Linked DNA regions of Homo sapiens: all the other regions are linked to region 3. A link is a loop called in an ENCODE intact Hi-C map of the cell type or tissue named here. Cell type or tissue: heart right ventricle. All regions are shown on one strand. Region 1 overlaps LOC124901095 (a long non-coding RNA gene). Region 2 overlaps LOC107986454 (a long non-coding RNA gene). Region 3 overlaps LOC124901092 (a long non-coding RNA gene). Region 4 overlaps LOC107986454 (a long non-coding RNA gene). Region 5 overlaps NDFIP1 (Nedd4 family interacting protein 1). Region 6 overlaps LOC124901094 (a long non-coding RNA gene). Region 7 overlaps LOC107986454 (a long non-coding RNA gene).

Evidence for each region. Hi-C counts contacts between places; a loop is a spot of excess contacts. Peaks named below come from ENCODE experiments on the same cell type or tissue, not always from the same donor. Only the 100,000 strongest peaks of a DNase experiment are listed, where the experiment ranks them.
Region 1: it touches region 3 in a loop (5-fold over the local background); 106 of 110 quality-filtered maps call a loop at or near these places.
Region 2: a loop joins it to region 3, with 2.9 times the contacts of the local background. A loop is called at or near these places in 59 of 110 quality-filtered maps.
Region 4: a loop joins it to region 3, with 7 times the contacts of the local background. A loop is called at or near these places in 64 of 110 quality-filtered maps.
Region 5: it touches region 3 in a loop (4-fold over the local background); 46 of 110 quality-filtered maps call a loop at or near these places.
Region 6: a loop joins it to region 3, with 2.0 times the contacts of the local background. A loop is called at or near these places in 20 of 110 quality-filtered maps.
Region 7: it touches region 3 in a loop (2.2-fold over the local background); 62 of 110 quality-filtered maps call a loop at or near these places.

Annotation. Positions count from the first base shown.
Region 1 is chr5:141,959,093-141,963,092 of GRCh38, reverse strand. LOC124901095 (a long non-coding RNA gene) reads left to right here. Exons shown (of 3, transcript XR_007058977.1): 2 at 1-2; 3 at 468-546. It also overlaps a transcript of RNF14 not described here. Among named protein-coding and RNA genes, the nearest start is that of PCDH12, 2.9 kb to the right of the region's middle. In heart right ventricle, CTCF peaks have their summits at 2,184 (motif pointing right) and 2,928 (motif pointing right); DNase peaks (open chromatin) are centred at 1,182, 2,192 and 2,842; H3K4me3 peaks cover 275 bases; H3K27ac peaks cover 2,156 bases.
Region 2 is chr5:141,804,133-141,808,132 of GRCh38, reverse strand. LOC107986454 (a long non-coding RNA gene) reads left to right here. Exons shown (of 3, transcript XR_001742906.2): 3 at 1-335. Among named protein-coding and RNA genes, the nearest start is that of PCDH1, 72 kb to the left of the region's middle. In heart right ventricle, a CTCF peak has its summit at 1,999; a DNase peak (open chromatin) is centred at 2,182; H3K27ac peaks cover 4,000 bases; H3K27me3 peaks cover 2,167 bases.
Region 3 is chr5:141,700,311-141,704,310 of GRCh38, reverse strand. LOC124901092 (a long non-coding RNA gene) reads left to right here. Exons shown (of 2, transcript XR_007058973.1): 2 at 635-945. Among named protein-coding and RNA genes, the nearest start is that of ARAP3, 20 kb to the right of the region's middle. RefSeq lists enhancers at 1,922-2,071, 2,660-3,160. In heart right ventricle, CTCF peaks have their summits at 1,782 and 1,994 (motif pointing left); DNase peaks (open chromatin) are centred at 1,324, 1,560, 1,990 and 2,514; H3K4me3 peaks cover 1,381 bases; H3K27ac peaks cover 1,519 bases; H3K27me3 peaks cover 3,123 bases.
Region 4 is chr5:141,812,142-141,816,141 of GRCh38, reverse strand. The region is part of intron 1 of LOC107986454 (a long non-coding RNA gene); the gene reads left to right. Among named protein-coding and RNA genes, the nearest start is that of PCDH1, 64 kb to the left of the region's middle. RefSeq lists enhancers at 1-492, 3,544-4,000. In heart right ventricle, a CTCF peak has its summit at 1,887 (motif pointing right); a DNase peak (open chromatin) is centred at 1,911; H3K27ac peaks cover 3,837 bases; H3K27me3 peaks cover 243 bases.
Region 5 is chr5:142,143,459-142,147,458 of GRCh38, reverse strand. NDFIP1 (Nedd4 family interacting protein 1) reads right to left here. Exons shown (of 8, transcript NM_030571.4): 7 at 2,783-2,888. The coding sequence ends at 2,785. Among named protein-coding and RNA genes, the nearest start is that of NDFIP1, 37 kb to the right of the region's middle. RefSeq lists an enhancer at 1,992-2,081. In heart right ventricle, CTCF peaks have their summits at 1,926 (motif pointing right) and 3,363 (motif pointing right); a DNase peak (open chromatin) is centred at 1,978.
Region 6 is chr5:141,755,624-141,759,623 of GRCh38, reverse strand. It overlaps LOC124901094 (a long non-coding RNA gene), which reads left to right. Exons shown (of 2, transcript XR_007058975.1): 2 at 1-2,325. Among named protein-coding and RNA genes, the nearest start is that of ARAP3, 75 kb to the right of the region's middle. RefSeq lists enhancers at 345-914, 915-1,483, 1,484-2,053. In heart right ventricle, a CTCF peak has its summit at 2,040 (motif pointing left); no DNase peak of the experiment used is centred here; H3K27me3 peaks cover 1,674 bases.
Region 7 is chr5:141,824,283-141,828,282 of GRCh38, reverse strand. LOC107986454 (a long non-coding RNA gene) reads left to right here. Exons shown (of 3, transcript XR_001742906.2): 1 at 1-4,000. Among named protein-coding and RNA genes, the nearest start is that of PCDH1, 52 kb to the left of the region's middle. RefSeq lists an enhancer at 2,252-2,940. In heart right ventricle, a CTCF peak has its summit at 1,906 (motif pointing right); a DNase peak (open chromatin) is centred at 1,394; H3K27ac peaks cover 3,593 bases; H3K27me3 peaks cover 526 bases.

The DNA.
Region 1 (4,000 bases), 260 kb before region 3:
AGGTGAGTATGGAACTCTATAATGAATAGTGACACACATGTCAGGGAGAGGTGGGGACCATGAGGATGCTGGGTTAAGAAAGGCCTGATCGCTATAGAGTTTGGCCTTTGCAATGGGGGATGGTGATTCTGAGAATTTCTAATAGGTGGTTCTCGATGAAGTTGGGGTGGAGATAAGGATGCATGTCGGAATCACCCAGAATATATCAAAATTGAAATCTGTACACCAGAAGTAGTGCCCTTCCTCTCGAAGGTTGGGGAGAAAGACATGTGTGTGTAACTCTTATCAACCCAGAACTCAAGTGGTCCAGTTTTGGGTCCATGTTATGGTTACTAACGCACAAAATAAATTTGGAAAAGAACATACAAATCTTTTCTTGTATTTTTCTTGAAAATCATGAAGGAGGTCTATAATTTGCAATAACGAATTCAAAAGTCCTTTTCATCTTCATTCTACCTCCTTCACAGCCTCTGCTGTTGTCTGCTGTATTGCTCTCCAGAATTTTCTCAGATTGCAGAAATCTCCCTCCTCCCGTCTATTTATTTTTATCACGTAAATCAACTTAGCCTCTCTTTCCAGCAAAAAGGTCCAATCAAATTCCCCAACCCTGTCCCAAATGAAGGGTGCGGAACTGAGCTGGCAATTACAGACTATTCTTTGGCAGTATTCTGGGAAAGGGAAAAGTATGAATTTTCTTGCCCTGTCCCTGGTATTTTGTAAAGCTTTCCAAGTGACTTCGATATCTGGACCCTTTTGAGAACTGCCGCTGTTAACCAAGACATAAAGCTTTTTCATTTCTTGAAAGGTCCTATTTCTTGGCAAATTTCTCCCTGCAAAGTGCATTCTTTTTTCTGCACTGACCCCAGAAACAGGTGCCATTGTGTGGGAGACAGCACCTGTCATCTGTCTCAACAAAGTCCACAAAGTGCCCTGCTAGGAGCAGATAACCCAGAACATCTACCTGAGTCTCCCAGTCAAGATTCCTGGTCTGACTAGGAATCTAACTTCAACAAGATCTTCCTGAAAAAAGACGCTGAGCTTGGACGGTCCAACCACCTCCCTACCTGGGATAAGCCGGAGGATGCTTCTTGGCTTCCCCAAAGCTGTCTTGGTGGTGATGCTGTGGCAACCACAGGGGAGATTCACGAGGAGAAAGCCTGGAAGACCAGAGCCCTGGAAGTGGGGCAGCCAGCCCAGCGGGACATTCGTAGGGGCGAGGTGTGATCTCAGCCTTCATTCAGCTGGCCTGGGAGTCCTCCAAGGGTCAGAGTCACACCTTACTAGTCTGACCCCTCAAGGTTCCTTAGGACTCCAGGTGTTTTAAGAAGATTCTCTGAACCCCCACCCTTCCCACTTCACCCCTCAGCCCTCCCTGTGGTTAAGAACCCAAGTGTGAACAACCCCAAGTTTGGTGGTTAGTGAGGCCTTCAAGCACAAACCCTAATCCTGCCCTTTTAAAAAAAATATTTTGGACTTAAGGGAGGCTGTCCTCAATTGTTTCAAACCTATTTCAGAGTACCTCCACTCCTTCAAACCTATTTTCAAAACTCAGGAAAACGTCGCCTTTCCAGACGAACTCTAGTGACAGCTCCATTCACCCCTTGGCATTTGACTGCTAAAGATCAGCTGACCCCTGCAGCCAGAAGGAGGAGAGAAAATTGCTAAATGGGGACCTCATTTCCAGAGGTGATCACCTTAAAAAAGTCTGGGGCCTTGTTTGCCAGCTTTGAAATCTCAAAGGGTAATCTTAGCTTCATGTCCCCAGTGTGAATAAAACAAACAATAAAAACCACCTATGAAATCTAAATTCAAACTTTCTTGCGACCTATGCATCATTTTTTTGCATTCACATTCCCAGTCAAAACACAGACACACACACACACACACCCAACAGATATATAACTGCATGTAAAATATATATAGATAAAACAATGTCCTCTGAAGAATATAAATGTTAACACAAGTAAAATTATCATGAATTCCATAACTCCTTCTGTGGCCTTGGTCCACGTTAGGTTTTCCATTAAGAGATACTATTGTCATCAGTGAGTAGCTTCTCCTGTTGTATTCTTCTGTGTAGCACGGGGCTGGAGCTGTGGATATTTATGAACCCCAGGCACCCACTTCCTGTTTTCGTGGCTGTCCCCGGTCCCTGCCTCTGTGCCGTTTTCTCTGCCTTTGGCCACCAGATGGCGCTCTGGAAACGAGTTTTCTGCATCAAAGCTCCCCTGCATTACTCTCAACTAGGCTCCCTCCCTCTTCTCTGTTCCCTTCCAAGCCATTTTCCAGGGTGCAGCCAAAAGGCCTTTCTGGAGGGCACATCTGTGTGATCTTGGGCAAGTTACCTAACGCTGTGTGCTCAGCATCTTCAATGTGATGGTATGGCTGTGAGTGCGTCATGAGAGGATGTAGGTAAAGCACTTAGGACAAGGCCTGGCATGTGGTCGCTGTTCTCATTATCCTGCGTAGAGCTTTTCAAAAGCACTCCACGACCTTCAGGACAAGGTCTAAATTCTTAGCCATGGGAACCCAGGCCACTGCATCATCTGAGGACCCCTGCTTATGTCCCCTGCCCAACCTTCCTCCCTACACTACTGCACTGACCCTCTTGCAGCACAGCCAGGAGCCAGCCTGCCCACTTCGGGGCCTTTGCCCATTTTGCCCCTGCCACCAGCTTTGCCTGTCTCCTGCCTATTCAACTTCCTCGGGCTCACTCCTCCAGGTCCGTCAGGATTCAGCGTGTGCCCTCCATGAGGAGCCTCCCGGACCCCCAGGCCTGATTCCAGAGCCATTCTACTGGCCTCTCGCCTTTCATTTTCCCTGCCCCCACCTGCGACTGTCAGCCCCTTGCCTTGTTCACTGTCAGGCACACAGGGGGACGATTGCGGGGCGGATAGTGAGACTGTCACGTGGGCTGCCAGCAGGGGGCAATGGGCACCCTTGTGTCCCTGAGCTCCCAGGGGCTCCTAGTAGCTTAGGCAGCACCTTGCCCACACCAAGCTGAGGGAGACCTGAGAAATGGGATTCCTGCCAAAGAGGCAAAGAAAAAAGTGAAGGGACAAATGCAAGGCCATCTTTGCCATTTGCGTATGAGGCATAAAACTTGGAAGATAATAAACAGCAAAATCATAGTCCTTATGTGCTGAGTGCTTTCTCTGAGCCAGGCCCTGTGCTGAGTCCTTACCCCACCTTGTGAGATCGATGACAGCCCTCAGAGAAGGAAACAGAGGCTAGGAGAGGTTAAGTCCCTTGTGCAGTGTCTCAGAGCTTGTGAGTGGCCTGTCTGTCTCCAGGGCCATGCTGTAGGAGGTGGCCCTGGATTCAGGCCCCTTGCTATGGTTTAATGGGTTTCAGTGAAATAGTTGGGAAACCTCAGGAGTGGGATATGGAGTTAAGGGAAAGAAAAGCCAGAGAGAAAGGGAAGGAGTGCAGGTGACTGTCCCTTAGCCACCCCAGTCCTGATGACCACAGGCCTCCATGCCAATAAGCCCTGACTAGTGCCACTTGGGTCCAAACATGGCATCTCTGGCCCCAAGGGCTTAGTAGCAAACACCCATCTAGGGAAGCTGGCGTTCATTCTCATCACCTCAAATGCTTCATGAGCCTCAGGGATCAACCTTGAAGTGGGTATAAGGCTGGGAGAATGTTGGGGGCAGCAAACTGAAGGGCACAATAAGAAGCAATAAGGCCACCTCAAAGCCCACCCAAGCAAACTGCTCATTCACCTCCTTCCTTCCTGAATTTCACCTTATGAGGAGGTGAGTGGAAGATAGGGTATCCCTTAAAACATCTAAAAGGAGAGTTGGGGGCAGCAAAGGAGATGTGCTTCACGGGACTCTTATAAACAAAACTGGGGAGAGAAGAATTGGAGGAAGGGGGAAAGACATAGATGAAAGGGAGGGGAAGGTGTGGGAGAGGGAAACGTATAAAAGCTTCCAAGAGGAGTGGGAGGCTGGGGGTTCCCCAGACAGAGACTCAGTCTGGACCAGATGCAGAGAAC
Region 2 (4,000 bases), 100 kb before region 3:
AGAGATCTCTGGCATTTTGGTTTATACTTGCTGGATATTTCTTTAGGTCGAGGAGGAAGACAGTGTTCATAACACTTACTGAATATTCCATCTGCCAGGTTCTATTCATCTGTTTTAATCTTCACCATGACTCTGTGCAGTGGATGCTAGCCCCATTTTAAAGAGTAGCAAACTGAGGCTCCAAGAGGTTAAGTCACTGGCATTTATGCTTATAGCTTGTGAGTTTTGGAGCTTGTCCGTGATGTTTCCTAAGAGGAGATGAAACGGAACACTTACTTTTATGGAATGAGGTGTTGCCGGATTTTTTTTAGAAAGGGCAGGTGCGTGTGTGTGTGTGTGTGGGGGGGGGGTGGGGGCGGTGTAAATGGGAGAGGAATAATCTTCAAGAAACACAGAATTGGGGAGGGGAGCTGAGCGGCTTTCTTCTTTTTTTGAAATGCACAAATGGGAAATTTAACTTGATCCCCTGTGGCTTCTGGGCCAACCCCTGAGTGAAGTCGGATCACTTTTGCAAAGGAAAATTTTATCCGTTTTTTGGCTTTTATGGGGCTTCCTCAATGAGCAAAACCTCTCCTGTTGGTGCTTAGAGAGGATTTCTCTGCTTGGCCTACGGTGATGCCGTGTAATCTCCCAAAAAATATGGTGCTAATATTCGCCGGGTTAGGGTTAGTTATTTTTATGTCTTTGTCATTTTGTTTCTCGGCAGCTCTTTCTGCTGCCTGGAAAGGACGTGGCGGACACTTTACTTCCAGAGTCATATTTTTTAATTTGATCAAAGCAAATTTCACTCGTTCTCTGTATAAATTATTTAACTCATTTCTTTTAGGTTAAATGTCTCAATAGAAAGATAGAAAGTCTTTCCATCACATTTTCTTCCAGGATTTTAATCAGCTCCTGTAGATTGTATGAACTTCTTTCTCAGTCCTCCATCCTTCTCTGTCTTAAGTCTCTCTCCCTTCCTCCCTCTCTCTCCCTATCTGCTCTTCTCCGGCCTCTGCCCCCAACTCCTCCTGAGTCCTGGGGCTCAGCCCCAGCCTCCATTCCCTTATGGCTCTGGGTGGGGAGAATGGGGGCAACTTGAACATGCAGGGCTTTAGGAGCACACACCAACCCCCTTCAGTTGGATGAGTTACCAAAGGCACCCTTCCTCTGAGCTGACCCAGCCCACAGCCCTGACAGCAGCGTCAGGGCTCAATGGCAGGCCCTGCTTGTCCCCCTCAGCCAGATCTCTGTGCACAACCACAAGCTGCTGCTCCTGCCTCTGCCAAGACCTGTGCCTGCCCGCCCCCCGCCGCACCTGCCCAACTCCCATTTCCCCTCTAGGGCTGCAGTCTCAGGATGAATTTAAATGTAGCAGCCTCTCCCCAAATTCCAGCTGTTTCCTAATAAAAATTCCATCCTACTCAATCAATGCTCCTTGTCACAGGCCAGGTTTCCTTGTGTCTTATTTCACTCTGGTCTGGTTCCCTCGGTGCCAGGGCTCCTCAGGCAGACCCCTCCTCCTTAGAGGCTTGAAGCCTCCCTCTGACAATAGTGCAGGGCTGGGGATAGAAGACCCGGGCAGAGGTTTTGGGGTTAAGTGGGGTGCTACAGAGGACTCCCTCCAGGGATGGGCTTGGGCTCTGTGGGGGGCCCCTGCCTCCCACCTTGGCAGCCCCATCTCTGGCCCCAGGCACTGTCAAGGGAACAGAAAGCAGCAGGGCAAGCTCATTACCCGTGAACACTCTTCCTTCCCTCATATCACATTGTTTCAGCCAAGAACAAGTCTCCAGTGGGAATTCCCTTTCGTCTTACTTTTAAAATATACAGTAATTAACAAACTAATGCTATTAACTGCAACAACGAGGAAATTACAGTAAAATCACTGCAGAGTCCACAAGCAGTGGGTGTAGGGACCGGTGGGTCCTGGCTCTGTGTGGAGGGGAGGGACCCAGTCTGGGCCCAGGTGTCATCATCTCAGCCACAGCAGGGCCCTCTCAGGCTGGGAAACTTCTGCCAGAGCTGGTGAGTCCTCTGCAGGTCAAGCCAGGGCTTGGACACAGCTACTTCATTTCCTGTGCAGGAAGAGTCAGGATCCCGGTCATTCTTCCAGCCCCGGAGGTTTGCTCTTTTATGAAACACTTAAATAATAGAGCTGTGGCCCAGTGCTGACCTGGGCATGTCTGTGAGGACATGGCCCCTGCTTCAGGGTCACCGTAGGTTCCGACAAGGCCTCCAGAGGATGAATCTCAAAGAAAGCCTCGGGGAGGGACTGCTGTGCCTCCGCTGCCTCCTTCTCTGGTCCTGCGGAAGCATCTTCAGGGTCTCCCTGTCCATCCTTCTGCCTTCCTTCCAGCACAGTCAGGCTGTGCGTCCCTTCCTGGGGTTTTACTCAGGTACAGCCAAAGATATCAGGAAGGACTAGGCCTGTTGTTGCCTGATTGCCTGGAAGTCTGTTTCCAGTCTGACTTCAGTCTTTCATGCTGTAGTCCTCTGTAATTTCCTCTGGTGAGTTCCCAGCAAGCCTAGTTGATAAATTCCAGGATCCTCTCCCACTCTTGCCTCTTTCCCTCAGGTTTTACAATCTCCCTGTCAGTCCTTAAATCCTCTTCCCCCATCAGGGAGCCATGGTCACCAGAAAGAGCAACCTGTTCTCATTTTCCCTCTCTAAACTTTCTCCCAGAGGCCACTCATTGCCTTGCATACCAACAAATGTCTGCTCAGAACTTTTAGAAGTTCTGTTCAGATACCCACAGAGAAGTTGCATGCTTATCCCATTTTACAGATGAGGAAAACAAGGCTCAGAGAGGTTAAGTGGCTTGTTTGAGATCACATAGCCAGGCAGAAGCATCGTCAGGACTAGAACTGTGGTTATGTTTTCTGCAGGTTCCCACCTTCCTTGTCTCTTCTTGGCTCTTAAGGGAACAGATACTCCAGGGGAGAAGAGATAAACCTGGCTTTCCTTTATCTCCGTGGCCATGCTGGCCTGTGGAGGTGAACAAAAAATAAAAAGATAGCTCATCTCATGTTTCTCATTACGACAGCCAGCATTATGAATTGTGCTATCATAATGCAGATTGTGTACACAGGGAAACTGAGGCTTAGAGAAGCACAGAGCTTTGCCCAAGGTCACAGGGCTGGTGGTGACCAGAGTCAGAACTTAAACCCAGTCCTGTCTGCCTGCAGAGCCCACCCCTGCCCTTAGCCACTCACCTGAAGGGTAAGACCCAGCCCGACTTGAAGTCCAGCCGGGCTGAGTGTGGAGTCCGAGAACCTCATTAGGAGTGAAGCTGCCACATGTGTCAAAACCCCTGCCAGCCCCACTCCAACTTGCAGCACACAGTGTAAACATCCTTACTAATTCACCAAACTCAATCACGTTACCGGGATGGATTTTCCCATCATTACTCCTGAGTGAGTGACAACCTGCTCAGACACTTGCCTTCCCCGCTGCCTTGGGAGAGTCTCAGAAATCAGAATGCTTCACTCCCTAAGTTGATTTCAACTTGTCCTAAAGTCATTTTAATTGGTGAAGTGTCAGAGGCAATTTGGGTGACTTTCTGAGAGCCCCTTTGCACCAGCACTGGGCTGGCAGGGAGCAGGGCTCGAATGCTCCCTCCACACTTGGTGGGGACTTTCCCCTCTGCTGACTGGTCAGGAGGCCGTGCTCTGTGCTTTATTTTCATGTTTCTTGCTGAAGTTCCTCCGGCTGTTTCCTGAGAATAACAAGATTCATTTTCTCAATGGCTCTGACAGATAGGATTGTTATTGTTATTACACTCATATACCACCTTTCCTCCAAGGAGCTTAAGGCGCTTTACAAATTTGAAAATTATCTAATAATCTTTCAGCAACCCTGAGAGAGAGGGAGAAGCTGCAGTTAGAGGCACTGCAGTGCAGCCAAAGGGCGTCCACACTCCTTGCCCCGACCAGGGAGGGTGGGCATGTGGCCATGTTTGGGCTGCGGACACTTGGGGCTTGAGGCCTCCTGTGGCTCCTGCTGAATAAGGAAGAGGGAGAT
Region 3 (4,000 bases):
TGGGAGATGGAAATTTCAGTTCTCCAATCACTCATGACTTCACTCTCTTAATCCCTGTGCCCTCCCAACAGGCAATTCCCTGGGCTTAGAATATTTTTCCTCCCATCCCTCACACATTCCTAACCCTCGATCTTTGTCTGGTTAAATTACCCTCCTCTGGGAAGCCAAGTCGGGTGAAATACCCCTCGTCTGTGCTCCCACAGTTGCCTGGGCTTGTTCTGTTACGGCTCTGCCCACCCTGTGGCCAGGCTGTTTATGGACCTAGGTCTCCCTTACTAGACATGAGCTCTCTGTGCAGAGACCAGATTTACCTGTCTCATAGCTGTATCCACGAAGTGAAGAACAGTGGCTGGTATGCCAGCAGTCAGTAATTATCAGTTGACTGATCAATGGGACTGAGCCTAAACGTAGACATTCTACCTGTAAGAGGGATGCACTTTTAAATCCACCCTCTAATAATCTCCTAGGTCTGTGCTCCACACCGCTCTGCTTTCCCATAGCCCCTACACTACTACTTACATAGTAGATAATAACAGCTAGCATTCCCTGAGTGCTTACTGTGTGCCATGCACTCTCTCATTTAATCCCACCAACACATAATGAGATAAATATGATTACAATCTCCATTTTACAGATGAGGAAACTGAGGCTGTCTGAGGTTCAGCGAATCCCCCAGGGTCACAATGTGGTACTGGGATGCTGAACAAATAATTGCTGAATTGAACTGATAGCACTGGCATTACCCTGTGCCTGCTTTCTCCGTGTCCACCGATCTCAGCACAAAGCCTGGCGCAGAGTGGGTGTGCACTCACCAAGCGAGCAAAACCCAGTCCAGCCTGCGGCGGGAAAAGAGGCCTCCTCGCTCCTCTCCCCGCTCCCCCAGAGCTCCCTCTCCCCATTCATCTCCCCTTCACACCCTTAATAAAAGCCCTGAGATTGACCGATTGAAGGGTGTGATTTCCATGGGAGAGCAGCAGCATTTACATGGGAACATTCAAACAGGAACAGAATTCTTCCGCGAGGGCATGGGCTTCAGAAGATAGCTGTGGATAGAGAATTGCCGGGGGAGCGGGTGCCTACGGATGGGGAGCGATCCTTTATTTATTTATTTCCCTCCAGGAGCCTTCACCTTTCATTAAAACACCCTCCGGATGTAGGTGCAATCAAACATTCATTAGACAAGCAAGTTACATTTTTAAAAAACTAACAACGCCCAAACACACACACACACACACACACACACACACACACACACACACACACTCACGCAGCAATAATCAATCTGCGAAATGAAACCGGTCTTTCGGGCGAGAAAAGCAGCCTGTGTTTGTCTGTACCGCGCTCCCCAAGCCCTGCGTCCTCCAGGCGAACAGCCGGCAATGCCCCGAAGCCCGCTCCCCACCCCCAGCCAGCCGGCCGTGACACGAGGGGTCCTTCCACGCAGGCCCTCCCACTCCTTTCCTCGGCAGGGTTTCCCCACGGGTCTGAAGCGCACAGAGAGTTCTCGCATCTGTTCGCAAACCCTGACTCGAGGCTCAGAGCTCAGCACTGGGGGTCATCTGCCCAGGGCAGCGGGCATTTCCCTAAAGCCCTGTGGTTGGGGGAACGGGGATACCGGGCGGTTGACCGGCGAAGCTGGCAGTCCTCTGCCCCTCAATCAGGACCAGCTTCCTGGAGGAGGGGACAGCGGCGAAGCCGGGAATGGGGGCAAGGAAGTGGCTTGACAGATGGGGAGTGGGAGGCTCTTTCCAGCATATGGGGCCGCGTGGGCGGAAGGAGTCTGGGCCTGGCGGTGGGGAAGGGTGGGCACGGGGCTGCGGAGACGGTCCCCGGAGCGGGGACGCGGGCGGAGTGAGGGTGGGCGTGTGAACGGGACGGAGAGGGGAGGAGATAAGCCCCCCAAAGGTGGGGGCGGGGAGTGGGGGCGGCCTTGGATGCGCTCACCCGGGAGCCTGCGGAAGGCGCAGCACGCCGAGCGCCTTGCACAAGGGCGCCCCCTGATGGCATCTCAAGCGGCAGACACGGTTTCCATTTTCTTTTGACATCAATGTAACAAAATCCTCAATTGAGCGCTTCCTAGAAGCCTGGCGCTGGGCTGAGATCTCCTTTGGAAGCCACTACCGTGCCCATTTTACAGCTAAGAGAACGGAACCTCAGCGAGGTCATACAGCAAGAGCCAGGATTCCAATCCATGCATTCATTTACTCAACAGTTCTTAAGAAGTCCCTCTTGTAGGCTGGGGGCTGGAGGTACTGCAGTACACAGATGAACAGGTCCCTGGCCTCGCGGGGCTTATAGTCTAGGTGAGGAAACAGCATACAAGTAAACAAATAAATGAGCAAAATAATTTCAGTGCTGCGGAGGAAATAAACCAGGGTGTGGAGCTAGGCAGCAACTGTGCTCTCTCGGTTTCCCCCAGCCTGCCTCCCCCTCGCTGCTCCCTGGGGGACTGAGATTTGTCAGCCTTGGCTTCAAGGCAGGCAGCAAAGGAAGGTAGCTCTGGGGGTGGAACGAAGTGGGGGAGTGCAGATTCCCAAGGCCAAAAGCCGCTGTCATCTGGGTCCCGGCCACCCCCTCACATGTACTCCGACTAGCACCTGCAGCCCTAGACGTTCCCACTATGGCCAAGCATCTGAATTATTTCCTCATCTCAACCCGATGAGTTTTTAATCTGTCTTTATACAGCAGCCTGGCTGCCTGTGCTGGGATTATTACTGAGTTCTCTGCACATCGATCCCGCCTCCCCTGGCCGCTCTGACCAAGTGAGGCTCTGAGATGGCGGCGGGAGGGGTCTTGGCTCTGGAAAGATTTAGGGGAGTGCCAGTGCTTGCTGTGGGCTGGGGCCTGCAGCACTCAGGTGTCAGATGCCCAGGATTTCAGGGGCACTGCCCTCAAGGCTGGGCTGAGCCAGGGTGGAGGGGTATGGGTATGAAGAGGCAAAGTTTACAATTTGAGCTCAGGAGATGGGGCTGTTTCAGCAATACCAGGCTATTGTTTATTGGGGCAGCTTTGCAACTCGAAGGAGAAAGATGAAAGGAGGGAGGAGAGGCTAAGATTACCTGGGACAAGGGCAGAAGGTAGGGAGAAATGGCTTCTAGTCCCAGTTTTGCCACTTACTAGCATGTAAGTGCCCTTGCAAGCTTGTAAGTGCCCTCAAATGACTCATCTGTAAAATGGGAGTGATTGCAGTGTGTGTTCCATGAGGTAGTATGCACACAGAGCCTTCATACACTAAACACTCAATATGTCAACTATTATTAGCAGCATCATTATCTGTAAAATGGGAGTAGGAATCCTGGTTCTGCTTCCTGGAGATATCTCTCATGAAACTCAAATGGACACAGGCACCAGGCCCATGTGAGGGGCTATTGTTATTGATCCGCAATAAGGTCAACAACACCAATAATGGCATGAACAGGCATGAGGCAGGCACACATATTCTGTCGCTCCCACATTCAATCAGTGACAGACACACTCAGTCTCAGCCTTTCAGACGTGCAGCCTAGATACACCCTCTCCTGCCTTCGGATCAGCCTGATAGTGGGGAATGTGGGACAGAGGCTGCCACATGCGACTTTTCATTTGCCATGGTGCCAATGAATATTTGAGAGTGGCCTTTCAAGCATGCAAATCCGACCATCACACATGGCCCTGGACAAGCTCCAAACACCCTAGCATGGCCTGGGGCTGTCTTTTGCTCCTGCCTTGTCTTTCATCTCCTGCCCATCTTTCATCTCTTGCCTCTTGCACTCTGAGCTCTCTATGCTCCTGCGACATACTTGGCCTCTCTTGCCTCTGCCCTTGTATGTGTAATTCCTTTTTCCTGGGACTCTTTTCCCTTCTAATAGCTACCTCTTTGAGGACAGGGACTCTGTCGATTGGTTGGTCGATAGTAAATGATCTATAAATATTTGTAGAATTGACACCACCCCAGCTGACGTCCAGTGGCCTCATCTCAAACCTCACTTCTTAGGAAAGGCTTTCCCTGCTGCTAGGGCTA
Region 4 (4,000 bases), 110 kb before region 3:
AAGAAAATCTTCACTTACTGGTTAGTTAGCAGCTGCTGGACACTGTGCATACATTCTCTTATAGGGCCTGGGATTAAAAGCTCTGCTCCTAGCCAGGCACAGTGGTACTGCACACCTGTAGTCCCAGCTTCTTGGGAGGCTGAGGCGGGAGGATTGATTGAGCCCAGGAGTTCGAGAACAGCCTGGGCAACATAGCAAGACCCTGTCTGTTAAAGAAAAAGTCCCATAGCTGGGTCACCTTAACCACCTTAACATCTCTGAGCCTCAGTTTCCTCTCTGTAGGATAAACTAGATATAGTAATAATAATATCTACCTCACTGGGCTGTTATGAGGATTAAACGAGATTACATCTCAAGCACTGTCTCTGGAAGGGTGGTAGAGCTTATAAATATTGGTCATATACCTATATATAATTACTATCTCCATTTTTCATATATGGAAAGCAAGTCTTGGAGAAGGTAGGCATCACACAGTGAATAAATTAGGGCATGATAATTCAAATCCAGGCTGGTTGATTCTGAAGCTGAGTTGCTGACCATTGCTCAGCACCTCCTGCAGAGATGGGATTGATGCCTGTCCTGACTTTCCAACAGCACCTGCCAATGGTCCAAAAGCCAAGTTTCCTTCTCCCAGCAGGAGAAGTTGCATTGTTTAACCAGGGCTGGAGTCTGAGACTCCCCTCTAGCCCTTCCCACAATCCTACTGTAAATTAGAGTCCCCTCACTCCCCAGTGACCTCTGCAAGGTAGTGTCTTATGCTGGAGGGGCACCAGAGTTAGGGACAGGAGCAGCCTCAGTACTCCTAGGCTGAGTTCCAGAGCCCAGTTGTTGCACCTGGCCTCTGAGCTACAGTTTGGCTGGTGGCTGGAGACCTGGGCCTGGAGGCTGGGACCTGGCCCTGCTATGCTTGGAGCCATAAGGCCATCAGACAGCCTGGCTAGGTCTTGGATCTCCACAGAGATAGAGCTGGGAGAGGCACAGATCCATGAACTGAGACAGATCTGGGAATGAGAGTAGACACTGGAGCCTTGGAGTTGGGGGGTCCACAGGTTGGCAGAAGGCACTGAGCCATGGCTCCTTCCCATTCCTGTCCTACCCCTCATCCACCTTAGTCCTACTCTTGCCATCCATTTCTCTCTCTCTGGTTTTGGGTTCTCCATTGAATAAGAAGAGGAAGAAAAAAAGGGAGAGAACTGGGGGAAGGGGTGTCCACTTTGCCAATGTGAAGCAGCTCTTGTTCTATGAATGAAGGTGATGCGGGTTCAGGGTGGAGGAAGGGGGGTGGAAGGAAGTGCTGGGTAGGGCAGCCTGGGATGGGGTTGCCATGGGAACGGCAGCCTGTCAGGAGCCCTGCCTTCAAAGCTGAGGTGCCTCCTGGGGGAGGCGGGTGGTGTATGCGTGTCTGGGGTCGGGGAGCAGCTCTGATGTAAGCCCCCTGGGACTCTAGCTCCTGGATTCCAGATCAAAACCTTAACCTGGGTGGGAAGCAGCATCATGCGATGCTTCCTGTCAGACAACCCTCAGCCTCAAACCCTTTTCTGTGGAATGTAAGGCAGGGATGGGGGTGGAATCAACCCTGGTGGGAGGCGGGCTGTGATGGAAGTTGTCTGCCAACACTACCCCCTTCATTTCAAATGGGGCAGGAGGGAAAGGGGCTCTTACTGGGTGGAGGGGAGTAATGGGGAAAAAGGGGGTTTGCTTCATTCTCTAGGCCTCGGTTAGGGGCCAGGCTCCACAATGACAGTTTCCTGAGGCATCTGGCTCCAATTCCTCAGAGAGCTTGGAACCTAGGAATAGGGCTCAGAGGGAAGGAAGCCCACTGGGCTGTTTGTGAGATCTCCAGCTGCCCTCACTCCCATCCCACACCACCGCTACCATGACCCTCTGGCCACTAGGGGGGGCCATGGCCCAGCATCCATGGGGTTGAGGGACAGGTCAGTCCAGAGACCCAAGGTGGCCCAGTAAGGTAGTGTGGCTGAGATGTAGCCTCAGTGGCATTTGCCTTTCATGAGGTTGGCCCAGCTCATCCAGGCCCCAGCAAAACCTGAGGGCCTTTAGAGGGCACTCAACACCCTGGCACTGCCAATTCAGTCCCTCCTTCTCAGCTGCCCAGGCAGACCTTTCCAGAGACCACCAGCCAATTCAAAACAGCTCTCAAGTGCCTACTACTCGCCAGCACTGTGCTAGGCATTGCCAGCGATTTTGAATCTAATGGGGGAGATGGACACTAACAGAGGCTTAAAACACATGCACCGAAGTCAGGAAAACCTGGGCTTGAATCCTCACTTTACTATTTCTAACTGGGTGAGTGACCTTGTGCAAGTTACTTAATTTGTGTCTCAGTTTCCTTATCTGTAAAATGATAATAGTACTGGAGATGCAGGGAGCTGTGAGGAGGATTAAATGAGAAAGCATGCTTAAGGCCTTTGCTGCAGCATCTGGCACACAGGAAACCCTCACTAAAGGGAACTATTGTTAGTAGGTGAACCAAGGTGCTGAGTACTAGCATGGAGGTAGAAGCAAAGTGACGAGCAGTCCTGGAGAAAATAAAAATTCAATCTGGGCTGGGCATGGTGGCTCACACCTCCTAGAACTTTGGGAGGCCAAGGCAGGAGGATAGTTTGGGTCCAGGAATTCAAGACCAGCCTGGGTGACATAGAGAGATCCTGTCTCTACAAAAAAATTTAAAAATTAGCTGGACATGATGGCACGTGCCTGTGGTCCCAGCTGCTCGGGAGGCTGAGGTGGGAGGATTGCTTGAGCCCAGGAGGTCGAGGCTGCAGTAGGCCATGATCATGCCTCTGCACTCCAGCCAGGGTGATGGAGTGAGACCTTGTCAAAAAAAAAAAAGAAGGAGGGCTGGGCATGGTGGCTCACGCCTGTAATCCCAGCACTTTGGGAGGCCGAGGCAGGCGTTATCACCTGAGGTCAGGAGTTTGAGACCAGCCTGGCCAACATGGTGAAACCCTGCCTCAACTAAAAATACAAAAATTAGCCGGGCATGATGGTGGGTGCCTGTAATCCCAGCTACTTGGGGAGGCTGAGGTGGGAGAATCACTTGAACCCAGGAGGCAGAGGTTGCAGTGAGCTGAGACTGCACCACTGCACTCCAGCCTGGCGACAGGGTGAGACTCCATCTTAAAAAAAAAAAAAAATAGAAAACGAAAAAAAAAGAAAATTCAATGTGTTGAGATTATCAGGGAGGGCTTCTTGGATGTGGTGCCTGATATGGGCCTGAAGGAAAGACAATATTTCTATAGCAGGGTTGGTAAGGGCTGTAGCAGGTAGAAGGAACTCCAGGAGGAAAGGCATTTAGGAACCTTACTTTATTTCATTCTTGCAGCACAAAATGGCAGCCCTATGTCTCCCTCCTGGGGCGTCTCTCTCCTACATCCCTATTTCCAGAGGCTCTCCCACCCACCTGGAACCCTGCCTTGGGCTCCCTCCTCCTGCTCCTCCTCCTCTTCCTTTCTCTTTCACTCCCACTCCTATTCATCTTCTTCTTCCTCCTTCCTTCTTCCCTAGAGAAGCCAGCTCAGAGAGAGCACGTTTCATAAACAGTGACCACTGCCCTATGAGTGCCTGGACCAGTAGCTCTCACCCAGGGGTGGTTTTTTCCCCCCAAGGGACATTTGGCAATGTCTGGGGACATTGGTTGTCACAACTAGGGGTGGGGGGATGCTGCTAGCTTCTAGTGGGTAGAGGCCAGGGATGCAACTAAACAATCTACGGTGCACAGGACAGCCCGCACAACAAAGAAGCACCTGGTCCCAAATGTCAATAGTGCTGAGGCTGAGAAACCTTGGCTTAGGCAGAGAACTGCAGCTGGGGAGAAATGCAGCCCCCTGCCCCGGGCTCCTCCAAAACCCCACCCCAGGAGTCCCTGATCCCCTTCCCCAGTCTCTTCCCATCTTCTAGTCCAACCCTCAGTGTCCCCTGGCCTCATACTACCCACCACTCCTGCGCGTCTGCCCCCTCTCCTCGGGTCTTGTCCCCGCTC
Region 5 (4,000 bases), 440 kb before region 3:
ATAAGCATAATAAAGAATCGATAGGGAGGAAAAAAATAAAGCTTTCTTACTTCACATGACGGTTTTCTAGTATGTCTTCTAACAAAATTAAACTAAATGTCCTCTGAACTAGAGAAAGAAGGGATTCTACATCTGGATCTGGACAGAGTTCTTACCCTTTCAGTGGACAAAGGGAACTCAGTCCCATAGGATATTATGGCTTTTCAGGTTCCCTCTGGGGATCCCTGGAAAATTAGTGAAGTCATTAGAATTCTAAATTCTGCTGTAAGTTCCTCAAACCCTTAATTTAGAGCTCTGAATTCTCTGGGTGTGTCAGGAATGATTTCAAATAAACCAGGGTATCACAGTTAAATAGAAAAGCAAATAAACTCTATTATGCCCTCCAATGGTGTGCATTCATTTACCTCTGAGAAAGTTTCTGACAACTCTTAACGTACACTCCTGAAGCACCAGCAGGCTCAACACTTGAATCTCCCTTAGTACTTCCTACAACATTATTATTACTAAGGACTGCCTACTTCAAATCACAACCCCACATACATAGTTTTAAATTTAGAATATCAAAAAACATTTCAGAAATTTTAGAAAATCCAAACAATAACAACAAAATTTTCAGTAAAGCACCAAACAACACAGGAAAACTGAGACGTTCAGGCTTTCTGTCAACTGGGCTGCTATTTCTTATGCTTAGAACCAAGATGAAGAAGGTATGCAATCCCCTAATAAAGATTCAGATTTCTTTCTAACTGAAGAACAAAGAGAATAGACAGAGGTGTGATCTCAGTCCATTTAGAAATTCAGAGCTAACATTAGACTACACCTACAGAATTGATGACTTTTTTTAAAAAGAGAAAGAAATCTGTCCCCTCAGTATATCTTGGGTGTCAATGTATTAGAGGGAAAATATTAGGTGATTTCAGCACCCTTCATAAGGAGGACTTGTAGCAACCCAACAGTACTAGCTTTGGAATCCTTGATAGGTAAAAGTTAAACCTAAGGCTAACTATAAATTCCAATCTGATATATAGATGAAAGATGACAATGGTAACTAAATAAAACTGCAAAGAATATCTAATAAGTCTCTTATGTTCTAGACATAAACAAAGACACATTGTAGGCATTAAGGCCCAGGCCAGTGGTATGAATATCCATCTGTGTCCAGACTGTGTGACTGAATTCAAATTCATGACATGCTACACATTTTCAGACATGCAATCAAAGATTCCTGTTTTTTAATAATGAATACTAGTTTTTTTAATAATGAAACTAACTTTAAAAGCAGTTTAAGCCTTCTTTACCTACATACATTTAATTATCCATGTAAAATGCTTAATATATTATCTGACACATGGAAAACTCCATGAGTGTTAATTTTAGTTTACTATACTATGCTTGAAAAAATGTTTGTTATATTCAAGAGGGTCTCATTATATGATTCTGTTGCCTAAAAGCTTTCAATGCTGTTCTATCACCTGGAAAATCAACTATGGTAGATGCTTTATTTTCTTGAAGCATACCTCCTGAGACCACCACAAGTCTTCAAAATTGAGAACCTCACGATTAGTATATGATTGCCTATATAAACTGACACTCTGCGAGTACAGAACAAATTCGTGCTCCACGTGGGCTTAGTCTTGCATTGACCCAACATGTCGCTGGCTCTATCAATTTCATGGTTCTACTGCAAATGGGCTTGGTGCTCAAGGTATCTGAGAAACTTGTTTCAACCTGACTTTTTAGCCTTGACCCTCAATACTCCTTTATGCCCCAATCAAGCTGCTATCCTCTGAACAAGCCCCATACTTCCCTATTTTTGCTCTTCACTCTGCCTCAGATGATTCTGAAATTCTTCCCCACACTCTCCACTATCATGTAAAGTTTATCTGAACTACACCACCTATCCTTTATAATGCTTTGCCTAAGACCTTCAACTGGACTGGCCTCTAGGTGGTGCTCAAGGTTCCACTCTATGATTAACACAGTCCCCAAAGCCCCAAGGAACAAACAGCCAAGTCCAAGAAAGCCTATTAGAACTTGCTACCACAGAGAGCTCTCTCTGGTGTACTCTTTCTCAAGATTCTCTACCTCTTCCTTCAGGCAGCCATTGATGTAAGATGGAGTGTCAGCCTCTGGGGAAAATCATGTGTGAATCAAAGAGCCTTGGCAGGGCTTAGTCCTCCTGTTCTAGGCAAGGGAAAAGGTCCTTTCTCCTCTTTTCTTGAGTTTGACCTTCCTCACATTAGAGTGGTATCAGAATGTCAACCTGAAGAAAGCCATGGGGAAAGCCTCAATGACAATTTTAAAAGATGGAAGACTTGGTGGGCTTGTCAGCAGCCCAGACAAAAGGAGTTCTTAAAGTACTACACAGTCTCTCCAGGTTCTGGGATTTAGGGGCAGAGATGAGTGATTAGGCCTGAAGGGTTCCTTCTGAATGTCATCCTCTGGAACTGGTGCAACAGTAAGCAGTGGCTTCAGGATGCTGGAATTCAGTCAAGCAGCCAAATATCCCAGCTTTCTGATGACTGCTAAGACCCCTGCCTCTTTCACACTGTCAAAGCATGAAGTAATGATTTCTCCTATGGCAGTTTTTCTAATTTGACTTTATCAATAGCTTTTTGTAAAAATCCCTGTTACTAGACAAGAAACTGCTAAAAGGCAGGGACTGTGCCTTCTTTACTTTCTCTATATGCCCCTATCACAGATACTTACTCTAAAACTGAACAGAAATCTACAATGTAGCACATGGTTACACTGGGACTAGAATAAATTTTTTCTTTAATACCTTTAATAAATAAAGAGAACTCTGGTCCTGGGGAGATTTGAGAAAGTTTCTGGCATCTTCCGAACTTTTGCATAATTGATAAATCCTCTGAGAAACAGGAGAAAGCCTAATTTAAAAAAGAAAAGTCATGAATGAATTTATAATTTCCATGTTAAGTCCCCTCCCCAGAAATCCCTCTCCTGATAGCGATACATTGTTATTTTTCTGCTAAAGGTAATCAAAACATTAGCAATTTCCTCCAGAATCTGCAGAGGATTTTCATACCAAATTATCCATCCTTCAATGAGAAGGTATAATGTAAGAGTCAATAGTGTCTTTTGCACATTCAGAATTGAATTGGTCTAAAAAGGAAATAAAAAATAAGATGGAGCCAAACATTTACATATGAAAGCCTCATTGAGAAACATCAAAATCTACCTATTGAGTTCCAAAAAAGCATTCCAAGATAATGAACTCCAAACAACAACAACAACAACAACAACAAAAAGAGGTTATAACTGTGTTTTTCTCAAGTAAAAAGAAAAAATGTAACCTTCCTTGTCATGGGCTGTTTTTTCTGTCGACAGTATATAATGTTGTCCACTAGATGTCAGGATCCCCTTATCTATTACAGCAATTCTCATCGTCTCAACTTGAAACTTTGTCTACTATTATTATTATTATTATTATTATTATTATTATTAACAGACAGGGTCTTGCTCTGTTGCCCAGGCTGGAGTGCAGCGGTATGATCACAGCCTCTGCAAGCTTGAATTCCTGGGCCCAGATGATCCTCCTGCCTCTGCTTCCCAAGTAGCTAAGATAACAGGTTCATGCCCAGCTAATTTTTTAATTTTCTGTAGAGATAGGGGTCTCGCTATGTTGCTCAGGCTGGCCTTCAACTCCTAGGCTCAAGTGATTCTCCTGTCTCAGCCTCCCAAAGAGTTGGGATTATAGGTGTCAACCACTGTACCCAGCCTATTTCTCTATTCTTAGTAAGACTCTTTTTGTGTGACTACACCAGAATCTATACATTCACAAAAGTTTGTACCTCCTAAAACTGTCAGCAGAGAGGTGATATGCCCCTCCAGTGGAAACTCAGATACTCCTCCTGGCCTTCCTCTTTCAGAGATGGTCTCTGAGCCTTTAGCACATTTTTTTTTTTAAATACTTTTACTGGGATACTCAGTGGTAGAAAATGGTACTTGGACAGTTGAACTGATTTTTAGCAGTAACCAA
Region 6 (4,000 bases), 55 kb before region 3:
CCACTTACCAGCTGTGTGAGACACAGGAAAATCACTTAACCTCTCTGAGCCTGGTTTCTCGTCTTCAAAATAGGGAGGTTAAGAATACCTACCCTATAGGGTTGTATGAAGACATAAAGAAATAAAGTGCCTGGGCTGAACGTGGTGGCTCACGCCCTTAATCTCTGCACTTTGGGAGGTTGAGACAGGCAGACCACTTGAGCCCAGGAGTTCGAGACCAGCCTGGGCAACATGGCAAAACCCCACAGTGCCTGTAGTCCCAGCTACTGGTGGGGTACGGGGTGTGCTGAGGTGGGAGGATCACTTGAGTCGGGGAGGTCTAGGCTGCAGTGAGCCTTGATCTTGCCACTACACTCCAGCCTGGGCAACAGCACCAGACCCTGTCTCAAAAAAAAAAAAAAAAGAAAAGAAAAGAAAAAGAAAGAAAATTCTTAGCACAGTGCCTGGCACAAAGGCTGGTTCATGCCGGCTGTTATCACTATTATTATCCTCTTTTTAGATGAGAAAACCAGGGAGGTTGTCATATGCCAGTGTCACGTGTGGCTAGATCGTAGCAGTGTCAGGATTATAACCAAGGCCTCCCTAGTCCTGTCTGAGGGGCTGCAGGCTGGGGCCAAGTCAGATATTCTCTCCCTCCCTGGCTCCCTCCTCCTCTCCGGGGTCACAGGCTTCTCTTTTTCCTTGCCCGTGGAAAGGAAACCTCGTGGCTCCCTAGTGACAGCCAACATCCCACAATGCTCTCGGGAATGTGTGCACACGCCCACCTGCCGGGCCTGGAGGAATTCAGGCTTTAGATTTGAAAGGTAATTCAATCTCCCGGTGCTTCCTCCCCTCCCCCGCAGCGCTGGGTGTTCAAGACGGCGACAAAGACCCAGTTTCAGAGGAACAAGCCCGCAAGTGCAGAGCCGCAGGCACACGCTCAGCCTCACTCACAGGCAGCCCCTTGGTCGTAAGCACATGCTCTGCACCTTGCAGCAGTTACTAGAGACATAGTCCACCCCCGGTCCAGCAGTCACCCATCCCTAACCTGCCCACCCCTGGCCTCTCAAACCTCCAGACTTTGCCAACTCTCCACACATTCCTCAGCTCCCCACGTCCATCGGGCTCTCCGTCCCTCTCCCTTGCCCCATCCTTAGGAAGCTCCCCTTCCTCTACCCATCCGTTTCTCTTCCTTCCAGGCCCCAGACCCAGGGCTACTTCTCGGAGTGAGCACTCAGTGACTGCCCTTTCACCGACAGTGGGGGCAGTCCCCCACAACTCCACACTCCCACCTCTCTTTCTTTCTATCATTGGCTCAGCTCAGCCCAGGCTCTAAGATTGGTGCCCAGCACTTGGGGCTGGGGCAGGAGGAAGCCTGGAGCAGCTCAGCGCTCCTGTTTAATTAATAATGGGTAATAAGTCAACATGTAATTAGAGGATGAGGGCATGTGGCTGTGCTCTTTGGGCCCTGCCCTAGGGGAGTGAGCTGGAGCCTGGCCACACATGCCCCTGCACTGCCCAGGTCCTAGCCAGATCAGCCTCTTGATTCCCCTTGCTTACGCTGGGTCCTGCCACTAGGTCTCTCACCTGTGGTCCCCCCTTCATTCAGCCTTCAGGGTCTTCTCCACTTACTCCTGCCTTGGCTTCCTCTCTGCCTTCCACACTGGGCCAAAGGAGCTCATTCCCCACAGTCCTGGGGATCCCAATGTCTCCAGGGATCACAGTTTCCTGAGGGGCCAGGCCAGTCCCCGACTCCCACACAGGCCTTGAGTACCAGAAGTCCCTGGAAGGAATCCACAACAAGTCGAGCCCCACACCTCTCCTGCCGACCCCATTTGGCTCCTGCACTCTGTCCTCCATTGACATTCTCCCCATTCGCTCCCACTCAGCAGGGAGCCAGTGAGAGCCCTCCAGGGACCTCCCAGTCCCAGCCTGCGCCCTGTCCTCTTCCCTGCTCCAGCTCCTAGAAAAGCCTGTTGGGTGATGGAAGGCAGCTCCCTTCCCAGCACTCCACACCCCACTGTCCATGGGAGACAGTGTGTTGCCCTCCAGTGGCAATAGCCGGCAGCAACCTAGGGAGGAAAGGGTGTCCAGGCTCCTTGGAGTGTCTCAGGTTCAGTCCATCTGGGGGTGGGAGGTGGGGAGGGAGAGCGCCACACCTTTGTCGACTCACCTTTGTCAACGCATCACTTGCAGGCTGGGTTGCTGACTACCTTTCCCAGCAGCCTAGTTAGCTCTTATCCTGTTACTCTGGCCCTGTGCTATCAAGTTCACCTCTGACCTCTTTCCCCAAAGTATCAATGAATGGCAATTCAACTAAATGGCAATAAACACGATCAACACTTCTGTGTGCCAGGCAAAGGGATTTACAAGCATTGGCCCACTCAATCCACACAACAATCCCAAGAGGCAGGAGCAGTTGTCAAAGCCATTTTACAGATGAGGAAACAGTTGCAGTGAAATTAGGGAACCTCCTGGCTCACCCAGCCAGGAGGCGTTGAGCTATGATTCTGACCCTACAGCACTGCTCTTCCCCAGGAGATATTTGGCCTAGAATTATGGTGGAAGGCTGTAAGGAGGTGAGAAGAGGGTTAGGGATGGGAGAGGGGTGTGGTACATGCAGGGGTGCAAGGGGAGTGGTAGGGGGTGCGGGAGTGTCAGGAGCAGGAGAGGATTCCAAAGAGTGATGTGAGGGGGGCACATGAAGTGTGGGGGAGGTGTGTGAGATGTGAGGGGTGAACAGGAGTGGGGAAGTGTCAGGCATGTGAACAGGTATAGAAGGTAGAGTGGATAGGATGGAGGAGTTCGCAAAGCAGGTGAGGGGTCAAAGGGCAGGGTGAGGATAAAGTAGGAGGGGAGGGAAGTGTCAGGTGTGTGGGGTGTGTGAAGGAGAGGTGGAGGGAGAGGCGGGAGGGGTATGCAGGGTGACAGGCAGCCAGAGTGAGTATGCGGTGGGGGTGCTAGGTGTGGAGGGGATGTAAGAGTGCACAGAGTGGCTAGAGAGAAAGTGAGAAGGGTAGAAAAAGGTGTGGAGGAATGAGCAGGTCCCTGAGGGCCTGGAGGACCTGAGCAGAGGAGGAGGTGAAGGAGGGGGCTGGGTGGCATGGAGAGGGGTGGATAGGCCTGAGAGGCTTTGACAGTTTGGCTTTTGTCCCTGTCCACGTACCCAGCTGCCGCAGCCCCCACCAAACCTGGCCTTACTGCCAGGCTCATTTCAGGGATGGGTGGAAATTTCCATTTCAGCAAAATCCATTTGTAAAGCCCTGGAGCTTTGAGCCTCATTCTGCTCTGCCCGCCTGGCTCTGCCCACATGGCTCTGGCCTGCCCAGCTAGCCCCACTCTCCACCCCAGACCTCCCTCTGCTCTCCCTCCCCAGCAGGCAGAGCTTGGGCTCAGGGCCTGGGCTCCCTCAGCCCCACTCCAACCCTAGCACTGCAGCCTACAGAGGACCATCCTCCCCACCCCCCACCCCAGCCAAGCATTTTGACATTCTAGGGTGCCCCACAGATCTGGCAGAAGTGGTAGATTGGTCAGTGCCTTGCCTCAGTTAGGGGACCATCAGCATGCAGTCTACCCCCACTGCGCCCTGTCCCAGTACAGACGGTGGTTTTGATGCTACAGCACAGCAAAATGGGAAGAGCTCTTCAAGATAATCCTATTTAGGCCCTTTTGTTTTACAGATAGGGAAATGGAGGCCCAGAGAGGAAAAGCTACTTACTAGTCCAGGGTGCTACACAACTGGCTGGTGTGCAGAGCCAGAATGACCATATTGCCTAGAGGAGGAGTTGAGGAAAAACAGAGCCATGCAAACTTCAAACAGGCTCTGTTGAAGAGGTGTGCCGTCAACCCGTGATTTTACTTCTCTGTACCTTGGTTTGTTCTTCTACCAAGTGGAGCTCATGACCATTCTCCCAGGCTGGTGTGATGATGATGAGCTGGCCACAGCCAGATGCAGCAAAGTAGGGGTGGAACACAAAAGCCCTTAGGGTTCTTGAGTTCATGGGGAAGGCAGGAGCAATAT
Region 7 (4,000 bases), 120 kb before region 3:
ATCAAATGGCATCTTGTAGGTCAATCCTCTAGCGTGGGCCTGGTACGCAGTAGGCTCTTGGCCCATGTTAGTTTCCTTTCCCTGACTGAACCCTTTTCTGCATCCATCATGGAAGACAAGCTCTGGGGAGTGGCTGGGGAAGGTGATTTATTAATGAACGTCACACAGAAGTCAGGACTCCACAGTGGCTCCTTCTAAAGGTCACCTCTAAAGGCAACTCTTAGAGGTAAGGACCATTTCACGTAAAGTTGTAAGGATCTGCTTTTGAGAACATAGGCTAGGGTGCCGACAGAGATCAGACCTTACTGGAGGACCTCTTCCTAAATGATCCCTTCATCCCAGACACTGCCCTCCATGCCTCAGTCTCTGCAGAAGAGGAGAAAGAGAATCCTCCTCAACAAGAGGAGGGTGGCTGGCTTTTACACAGGGAGTGGCTAGACTGGTCTCTTCGCAGAGAATAGAACCAGAAAACAGACATCAGACAGACTGAGGTCGGGCAGCAGGGTGGCATTTCTGTCTTGGACACACAGCATGAGTGTGAGGGAAGCAGCAGGGTGCCCCACTGGAGGTCCCTACCCAGGATGGCCTATCCATCTCCGTGTCTTGGTTCAGCGGGAGAGGTCTGGAAATCCTTTGGAGGTGGTGGCCAGATTGCATCCATAGTCCCAGCCAGACCCTCAGCAATGCCAAGAGCCTCTTAGCTGCAGGTCACTGTGCTCCACTGTCTGTAGGCCACTGCCCCACCTTCAGGGCTATAGTTTCTTTCTTCTGGAAACCACACAGGACATGAGAATCCCAGACTGGGCTGCCCTTCCTGGAAGAGGATGTGTGTGTGAGCCCAGCAGCCGCTGTGATGGGGCCCGAGGTGGTGATACTGGCAAAAAAAAGGGGGAGCTAAGCAGCATGGTGGTAGCAGTGGTGACAAGGCCTCCAGTACATGTAGCCATGATGAGTGACACTCAGTAGGGTAGGCTGTGGTGCCTTTATCCAGAGTCTAAATGCTTGCTTTCAGTTCCACCTCCATATATTACATGCTGTGTGGCCTGGGGACAGTAGCTTTCCCTTTCTGACCTCGGTTTCTTCATCAGTAAAATGAAGATGCTAATACCACCTGTCCTGTCTTCCTCAATGTCTCCAACCAGCAGGTGCCTTTAACATGCCACGAGGCAAGAGTGAACTCAGGTGGAGGTACTTTGCTAAAAGCAGCCCAGGTAGGAGGAGATGACTGAGTAGAACTGGCCGTGTTATCCTCAGAATGATTTCTTGCTTCCCCAGGAGACTCCTGTTGCTGTGACGATTTTTCCTGGTTCTCAGTCCCTGGACTCTGGGATAGCTGAGATCTTCTGGCTCTCGCCTCACATAGCATCTCACAGTGATGTCCTGGCTTCCTGCCTAGGCCCCAATCACCAGTTCTGGTGCTGACCCTGCAGGTCCTAGCTCCCTCCCAGCCGGCCTAGAGACAGGGCCCAGGCTCATTGGAAGGAACAACAGGAGACTTGCCTGAAAGCCAAATGTTCTACCCAACAGGACCTGATTATGGTGGCCAAGGGGCTGTACCTGGGCAGTCTCACCCAAGGGACACTTCTCAGGGGTCAGGAGAATTTCAGCTCTGTGTTTACACATGATTCTAGGCTGAGGGAGAGAGAAAAAGCAGGGTAGGGGGTGGCAGATTAGGCGAGGGAATGTGTCCCCTAGATGGTCCCTTAGCTCATAGTGGAAGTGGGCTCTAGAGCGCCTTGCCCATGCCCTCTTCATGCTCTAGAGAGGTGGGCAAAGGACAAAGTATGCGACTACCCAGGAGAACCAGCCTCCAGATTGAGATTGGAGATGAAGGCCACTCAGTCCCCTCCATTGCAAAAAGAATAAAAGAAAGGAGTAGGATTGGCCATTGCTTGCAAATAAACAGGAGGGGGCAGTGTTGGGGTAATGACCTCCATCCGGGGAGGGTCAGGAAGGGAGCTGTCCTTTACTGGGCACCCAGGAGATGCACCTGTACAATTTCATTCATTCTCACGACCACCTCGTTAGGTAGGCACTATCTCTGTGGCTCCATTTGGCCAATGAAAAGGATGAAGATCTGAGAAGTCAAGTTACACTGCTAGGAAGAGGTTGACTTGGAGTGGAAACCCAGGACTGCCTGTCTGACTGCTGAATGGGTGCTTTGCGTTCCTTACCTGCCCTCCCAGGGCTCCAGACCGTCCCTCCTGCACATCTGCCTCTCCCAGGCCGTGCCTGCATGTCCCCAGCCCCCTCCAACAGCTCCATCTCCCGAGAGCTCCTTGAATCTCCTCACTCACTCCTCACTCTTGCTTCCTCTTTGGAATCCAGCCACAGGCTTTTTTCTTCCATCTGAGGGAGAGAAAATGGTCTCGTTCCCCACCCCCAGGTCTTTCCATCCTCTCATCCATCCAAACCTAAGCATCTCTCACTCCTCCCCTCCCCCTCTCTTATTTTTTTTTTCTTTCTGTTTATCCATCACTAGAATCTACCCCCCTTCCCTCTTGCCTGTAGGTTCTGTGGCTATAAACAAATCATAACTTTTATTAAATTTAAGATTACTTTTTAATGGAATCAATTTCTTGTGTGGTGCTTCTCTGCCTGCCCGCGGGCTCTGCCGGCTCTGCGCTCAGCATCCCCACCCGCACAGTTGTCTCTGCCGCTGGCGTTTCTGGCTAAGCTGCCTCTGAAGGAGGGGCAGGTCTGCCATCCCTAAACACACACAGAGAAACACACACACACATGCACACACTCCCACACACACACGAAGATGCACCTTCCTGCAAGGCCCAGACACAGAGCCGCCAAGCCCCAGGTGCCCACACTGAGCGGCAGGGAGTGGGAGAGGGGCAGGGGCAGGAGGAGAGAGCTGCAGAGAGAAAGACTGAGGGTGCAAAACAAATGCGGAGCCGAGCAGACATTTCTCAGCCTGTTAATTTCCTACAGTTCTGTTTTCCAGCCTCAGAAACAAGCTGGTTTCTGCCAGTCCACCCCCTTCCCTCTGACTGCATTGTGCAGCTGCTGAGCAGAGAGAAGTTGCAGGGAGGAGGGGGTTCCAGAGGAGAAGCGAAGAGACTCAGGTTTTCATACGATTTATCAAAGTACAGGCAAGATGCAGAGATGCTTCTGAAGCTGTGACCCCAAAAAGAAGCTCAACTGGGAGATTTGCAGCCTGGACCAGTCTAACCCTACAGGTCTGGGCTTCAGGAAGAAGGGAACCTGGGGGTGCTGCAGGGAATACTTTGGAGGTAGGAGAGAAAAGAAAGAGGGGTTGGAGGGTCACTTTGATGGAGGGAGCAGGGGCTGGGAGAGGTATTGGGGGAGTTCTCAAAACGAGCTCATGGGGGGCCTAGAGATGAGGATTTGCAGACTCAGCAAAGACTTGGCTGCCTCCTTGAGGCATCGGCATGGCTCTGGTCTCTGTTCCAGCTTTTCTGGGAGTATCCCTGGACACTCTTAGGTAGACAGGAGATCATGGGTGGGAAGGTGGATCTGAGGCCTGAGGGTGGCCCCCCTTGGCCCACTACACTGTCCTCAGCACACATTGTTAGTAAACTGAGTGTCAGGCGGGAGACCTCATGTTCATCCAGGTACATGTTGCAAAGCTCAGTGAATAAGAGCACAGCCTTTGGAATCAGAGAGGTCCACAAATCTAGACTCTGAAGCTTTCTAACTGTGTGACCTTGAATAAGTGACCTAACTTCTCTGAGCCTGTTTCTTACTCTGAAATAAGGATTCAGTAAAGTGATGCATGTGGAACATCTAGCGTAAAGCCTGACAGAGTAAGAGTTCAAGTGGATTGCTAATATTTGTATTATATCTTCTAAGCACCAACCAAATGCACACACATAGCCCATGATCCCCCGTGCCTAGGTTGATTGGGACCAGGCAGGCCTCCGCTCTTGGATTAAATTCAGGCTGGGACCAGAGACCATGTGAGTGACAGTTCCCAGGATTGGAATTCAGGACACAGCAGGGCTCTTCTCCCTCCTTCAGGTGGAAG